2 separate regions of the Homo sapiens genome follow, and region 1 is linked to region 2. The links are chromatin contacts, found by POLR2A ChIA-PET in ENCODE. All regions are on one chromosome and are shown on one strand. The core of a region is the stretch at or near the end of the contact, and the rest is flanking DNA. Distances in the headings are between cores, read along the strand shown.

Evidence for each region. ChIA-PET counts read pairs that join two places held with the same protein, here RNA polymerase II (POLR2A).
Region 1: POLR2A ChIA-PET joins it to region 2 with 10 read pairs in PC-3. The contact joins the promoter of ZFP36L1 here to the enhancer-like site in region 2. POLR2A ChIA-PET finds 5 or more read pairs at or near these places in 2 of 52 experiments (HEK293 and PC-3).

What each region holds. Positions count from the first base shown.
Region 1 is chr14:68,791,301-68,794,457 of GRCh38, reverse strand. It overlaps ZFP36L1 (ZFP36 ring finger protein like 1), which reads left to right and starts at 1,391. Exons shown (of 2, transcript NM_004926.4): 1 at 1,391-1,576. The coding sequence starts at 1,520. RefSeq lists silencers at 944-1,143, 1,164-1,233.
Region 2 is chr14:50,833,910-50,836,920 of GRCh38, reverse strand. No RefSeq gene overlaps it. Among named protein-coding and RNA genes, the nearest start is that of NIN, 4.3 kb to the right of the region's middle. Within about 2 kb of position 1,445, at least 3 of the 41 ENCODE cell types and tissues checked have a DNase peak (open chromatin) inside an H3K27ac peak, as active enhancers do.

The sequences.
Region 1 (3,157 bases), core at 142-2,641, about 18 Mb before region 2:
CGGGTGGGGGACTCGTTAACTTTTTATTTGGGTGGGCGGCATCCAAACCTAACAGTATATATTTTATCATTTTCAAGGGAGTCATGCTCCATTGCGGGCCCTTCGGTTTCGTGGCTCCCATGTCCCCCTCTCCACCTCCCGCCAAAACGGCGCAGCGTGACAAGCCATATGTTCCACTCCGGTGGGGGCGAGAGAGAAGCAACAATAAGTTAAAAGTGCCGCCTCCCTCCACCTCTTTACCTTCATTCTTACCAAAGTAACCTTTTTTCATTGTTCTAGAGTCTTGAGGTGTGTGTGGGGAGGATGGAGGAGGAGGGAGGGTTGTGGCGCCGCCCAGAATTCGGAGCGCGCGTGGAAAGTAGTGAGTTGCTCGGTGGGCTTTTTCTGGGAGGAAGGGGCATTCAGGAAGGATTAGGGTTTTCTTGACTAAAAAGTTTAAAGATTGGATGCGTGAAAAGAAACGGCACGCCTAGGCCTGGTAAAACAAACAATCGTCCCGGGTTGTGGTCTTTTTTTGCGGCGCCCCCCACCCGCCCACACCCGGAGAGCGCCGGCTGCAAAGCGAGCGCGAGTGTCGACGCGTGCGGCGCACTAAATTGTGCCGCGCTCGCCCCCGCCAGACCATGTCCTCCTGGGGAAAAAGTTTCCCTAGTCCCCCCAGCAGCGCGCCCCACCCTACGCCCCGCTGGAAAAAAAACAGCAACATAAAATCCTAGGCTTGAACATTCTGTGCGTCCCAAATTTCTAATGTCCTCGGCCTGCCCGGTTTGCCGAAGGGAGCCGAGTGTCGAAGAGAAGTCGGGAAAAGGTAAGTTGTGCAGACACTTGGGGAAGTTTCAAGGAGACCGCCAGCTCAAGATGGAAACCGCGGCCCGGGCGCTAAGGACGGGCTTCAGCTCCCGCTGGCAAAAAGAGAAAGTCGAGCCCGCCTTCCTGCCCAACAAAAAACAACAACATGACAACAAGAACCCCGGAGGGAGTGGAATGAGTGACGTCACAGCCGCGCTCTGAGGCTGACAAAGGAGGGGGCGCGCCCCTCCCGCTCTGCGCCCGCGCGGCCCCGGAGAGGGGGCGCCTGAAGCGCCGGGTAGGGAAGTCAGCCGACTTGAAACTTTTCCTCTTAAAGAAAAAAAAAAAAAAGTTGTGCGCGGCTCACAGTGGGGTTTTTTTTTTCCGCCTTCTTTTCTCGTCTCCCCTCCCCCTTCTTCCTTTTGAAAGTTTCTTCTCCTCCCCCTGCCCCCCCTCCCCGCCTGACCGCATGGCTGATTCAACTCCAGTGTCAATCAACTTCTTTTTCCTCCTCTTCCTCATTTAAATAAGTTTAAAGCTCCTCCTCCCCCCGGCCCACCAAATCTGAACTTTATAAATTGGGCTTTGCGCGCCCCAGCCCGGAGTCAGAAAGGCGAGGGGCGCCGGGAACTGGCGTGTGGGACTCCAGACAGGAGAGGCTGCGCCTTCCCCGCACCGGGACCTTCGCGACACACCAGATCCTCGCCCCTGGCTCGCGCGAACGCACAGGATGACCACCACCCTCGTGTCTGCCACCATCTTCGACTTGAGCGAAGTTTTATGCAAGGTAAAGGGGGGCGGAGCATTTGCTTTTCAAAAAGTCTTTTTCTTTTGCCTTAAGAAAGAACCCCCAAAAGTTTGGGTCTTGGAAGGCAATGGGGAAAGTGGTGCAGCGAGATGATTCTTTTCTCCTCCGGCATTTCTCCCAAGTTTGAAGGAATTTGGCCCCGTCCTTCCCACCCTTTGAGTTTCAACAGTTGCTGGCGGGGATTACATGTGAATCTGGAGGCCAGGGTTTTGAGGGGCGAAGTTTGCCTGGCAGGGCAGCCCGGGGGCTTCGGGGGGAGGGCTGGGATTGGGACAAGTTTTGGGCGATCCTGTTTTACGTAACGTGCTGCTGGATCCCAGGTTTGCTGGTCTGATCGGGTTCCCAGTCTGCGCCCTAGGTCTGTCCAGCGGCATTACCCACCCGTGGGGTTGGGAGTGGGAGGTCCCTCGGGGAAGTGAGTCTCGGGACAATGTTTTCCTCCACTCTTTGGGGGGAGCTGGGGATATGCGAGGAAGAAAGGCCAAGTTGTGATTCAAAAAGATGTTGCAGAACAAGTTTGCAGTGGGGCTTGAGTCCGCCCTAGCTCCGTTGGGCTTCTTCCCGCGATAGCCGATCGTGCAGCAAACTTTGGGGTGAAAGAGGCATTCAGGTTGACCCGCTTACCTGTGTTGCCGAGGCATTGCGGCTCATCGATTGCGGGCGGGGTTGGGGGGGGAGGTGGCGACAAAATGCTGGCTTGAACTCGAGAGTCCCGCGAGTAAGGATTTAATGGGGGGCTCCTTAAAACATGTTGCTTGTCAGCCAGTGTTGAAAAAGCAAGTTTTAAACTCGGAATGTTCCAGGACTGCGGTTTAAATGTACATAGCAAAAGTCTATGGATGTTGTTAAATTTCTTTCCAACCTCCCCCTCCCAATTTGAAAGGGTGAAGCTGCTGGGCTACTTTTTAATTGCTGAAGTGTTTTGCCTTCTCTTAACACGTCGGGTCATGTTGCTCTGTTTTCCCAGCTTGCTGCTCCTGTTGGTGCAGCTGCCAACGCCCCAGGGCTGCAGGGTTGGGGTGCAGGGACGCCGAGGAGCTGAAGAGTAGCATTTAAAAAGTTTGAATTTTTCAGCTTCCTTCCCTCCCTGCACATTCCCAAACTCCACTTGCCAGCCCGGCTGCCAGCGCTCCCCAACATTTCTTCCTTCTTTTCTCGACTCTCCCGCTCTTTGATCTATTTCTTTCTTTGGCCCCCCTCCCCCCTCACGACTTTTTAAATGAACCTCATTGTTGGGAACCAGCTCTCGACTGGGTTCCTGTAATCCTCTCGGTGGGGTGGTTGCAGTTACAGATTCCCGGTCCCCCCCTGCTGATCCTAAGGGACCAACATTAGAATTTGCACAATGACACCCACATGGGCTGGGAACTAACTCCTAGGTCCCTGACCTGCACCATTTCCAAATCTTGGGTACAATTTGGGCAGGTGACCAGGGTCCTATTGGAACAGAAACCTGCCATTGGTGGCTCTGCCCCCATCCCCACCACCCCCAATCCGCTATTGACTAGGAGGTGGGTAGGGGGGTTGGTGCTTTCCTTTTCCTTTCCATCTGCAGCTTTG
Region 2 (3,011 bases), core at 196-2,695:
AGGGAAAAAAGAAAACAAAATAGTATATATTGGGCTATTTTCTTTAGAAATTGTATGTCTAACCATATTTTGAGGGGCCAATGACTTAGAGGATGGTGATTGTTTAAAAATGTTAGTAAACACTGGGTTTCATTCCATGGCAGCTGTCTGAGTCAGCCATGAGCCCTCTCAGTAGGCGAGTGCTGAGGTGGACAGGTCAGGCCTAAGGCTGTCATGCATCCACTGTGTGATCCTGAGCGGGGCAGCAGACCTTCCTGAACACAGCTTTCCTTTAACCATAATGGAGTTGGGCTGGACAGATTCCGAATCCTCTTCTTGTTCTGACACTGCGTTTGTGGCAGCCAGTAGCCCCGTGTGGCTGGTCTGAACTGAGATGTGCTGCAAGTGCCAAGCACACACCAGGTTTCAAAGGCTTAGAACAAAAACAAATGTAAAATATCCCATTACTACTTTTTATGTTGATTACATGTTGAAGTGATCATATTTTGGGGTATATTGGGTTACATAAAATCTAAAAATTAATTTTACATGTTTCTTAAATGTGGCTGCTAGAAAATTTTGAACTACATGTGTGGCTCACATTATATTTCTACTGAACAGAAATGTTTTAAAATGTATGGTTCTGGGTTGCCATTTCTTTTGTGTGCACATCAAACTCTAGAGAATTCAAAGTAGTCTTGCTTGGGGAAAAATGTTTAATTTTCCATTCAAAACTATTCTAACAAAAAAGTAAAGATTTCATGTCATATTTGTTAAGTGTTTAAGAGCGTATGAGGGAGGGGCCAGGCGTGGTGGTTCACTCCTGTAATCCCAGCACTTTGGGAGGCCGACATGGGCTGATCAGCTGAGGTCAGGAGTTCAAGACCAACCTAGCCAACATGGCGAAACCCCATCTCTACTAAAAATACAAAAATTAGCTGTGTGTGGTGGCGTGTGCTTGTAATCCCAGCTACTTGGTAGGCTGAGGCAGGAGAATTGCTCGAACCTGGGAGGCAGAGGTTGCAGTGGAGGAGCTGAGATTATGCCACCACTGCTCTCCCGCCTGGGTGACAGAGTAAGACTCCACCCCCAAAAATGAAAAAAATAAATAAAAATAAAATTTAAAAGAAGAGTGAATGAGGGTGCAAACGCCAATGTTTCTTAAAGTAACATTTCATTTCCTCCCCCCTTCAAATGAAGCTACAGTGGCAGTCCTTTGGCACTTGCAGTCTTTAAAACAGTAGACCATTGCCAGCATCCAGCCACATGAAAAGGGATAATTCCAAAAGTAAAGATCAACCCCCCACCCACCCATCCCATGTATACATATGCAACATCTCTTCTCCACGTGAATGCCAAGTATTTGGAAAGTACCTAAGTGCTCAGCCCATGGGATCCAAAAGACACATGTGCAATAACCACTTCCTGCTATGCTTCAGTTGCTGCGCCAAACAATGAACAGAGAGACAAGGCATTCAATACACATGAGGACTGATGATCTGGGCTGAAAGAGCAGCAGAGGGAAGATTAGAAGGTCCACATGAGCAGAGTGGAGGGAGGGTAGGTTTCCTGCAGACACTGAGGATACATACCTTTGCATTGATCAGGAAGGACCTTGAATGTCAGGAAAAAGATCTAGGACCTGAAGTGAAAAGCAATGGTCAGAATGATCAAATGGAAGCCACGTTTTAGGGAAATCATTGCTCTCTTCTTCCCATGCTGTAGCGTGTGTATGTCCCCCAACTGGAGAATGTAATTAGAGTCCAATGCCACCTAACATCACTCCTTTACTGTCTCATGAGTGCATATTTTTACCTTCCCAAAAGAGAATGATGCATTCCTCAAGGGTAAGAACCAAGGTTGATTGTTACTTCATTTTGTTTTGTTTGAGACAGGTTCTCACTCTGTCACCAGGCTAAAGTGCAGTGGTGTAATCGTTGTTCACTGCAGCCTTGACCTCCTGGGCTCAATCGATGCTCCTATGTCAGTCTCCTGAGAAGTTGGGACCAGAGGCACGTGCTACCCAGCCTGGCTAATAAAAAAAGAGGAGTAGAGAAGGGGGGTCTCACTGTGTTGCCCAGGCTGGTCTTGAACTCCTGAGCTCAAGCCATCCACCCACCTTAGCCCCCAGAAATGTTGGGATTACAGGTGTGAGCCACCATGCCCAGCCTGATGTTTATTTTGAACATTGTGTGACTTTCAGGACAGTATTAGGCACAGGGTAGGCAATCAATGCTTACTTTAAAAAAATAAATTGTATGGAATCCTGGTTTCCTCTTCTTTCATTTTCTTCATAAGGAAAATGAATAGAGAATCCTAATTTCTAATAGGTGTCCCCCAGGGGCAAAAGTGTAAATCAGTTTGCCTTCTGTCACCTTCCCTTCCCTTTCCTATACTTTTCCTCTTTCTTCCTGGGTTCTTAACCACCAACATTTTGCTGCTGGAACTCTTAAGTCCCTGACTTGTATGTCTGGAACTCAAATTTCTCCCTTTTTCCTTTCCTCATTCATTTTCCTTAGGGCCTTGGGGAGATCATTGATGTCCCTTTCTTTCACCGAGTGAGTTCCTGGGCCAAACTATAACTGATCATCTACTTTAACAATCTGGCTGTCTTTGACACAGCTCTGCAACTTGCCTGAAAACTGTCCTGCTGAGTTCAAATGGTCACAGAAATAAGAAAGATATCGATTAAAGAAGTTTAGAAGGAGCCAGGAGTTGCTACATGAGTGACAGGCTGTTTGACTATTCTGTGAATAAAAAATAGTTTATACCCAACTGTGAGTTGGGAGAGGGTAGACTATGTTTGGTTAGAGCCTTTTTTTGGCTAAGAAAAAAAAAAATAACTTTTCAGGTTCCAGGAAATTTACAAAGCCTGACTTTTTCTCTCTCTTTTTCTCTCTCTCTCTCATTTGTCGTCTTGACTCTAAACTGATAATTTCAAAATTACTTCAAGAAGAAACAAAGAGTAGGCCAGGCGTGGTGGCTCACGCCTGTAATCCCAGCACTTTGGGAGGCCGAGGCAGGATCACTTG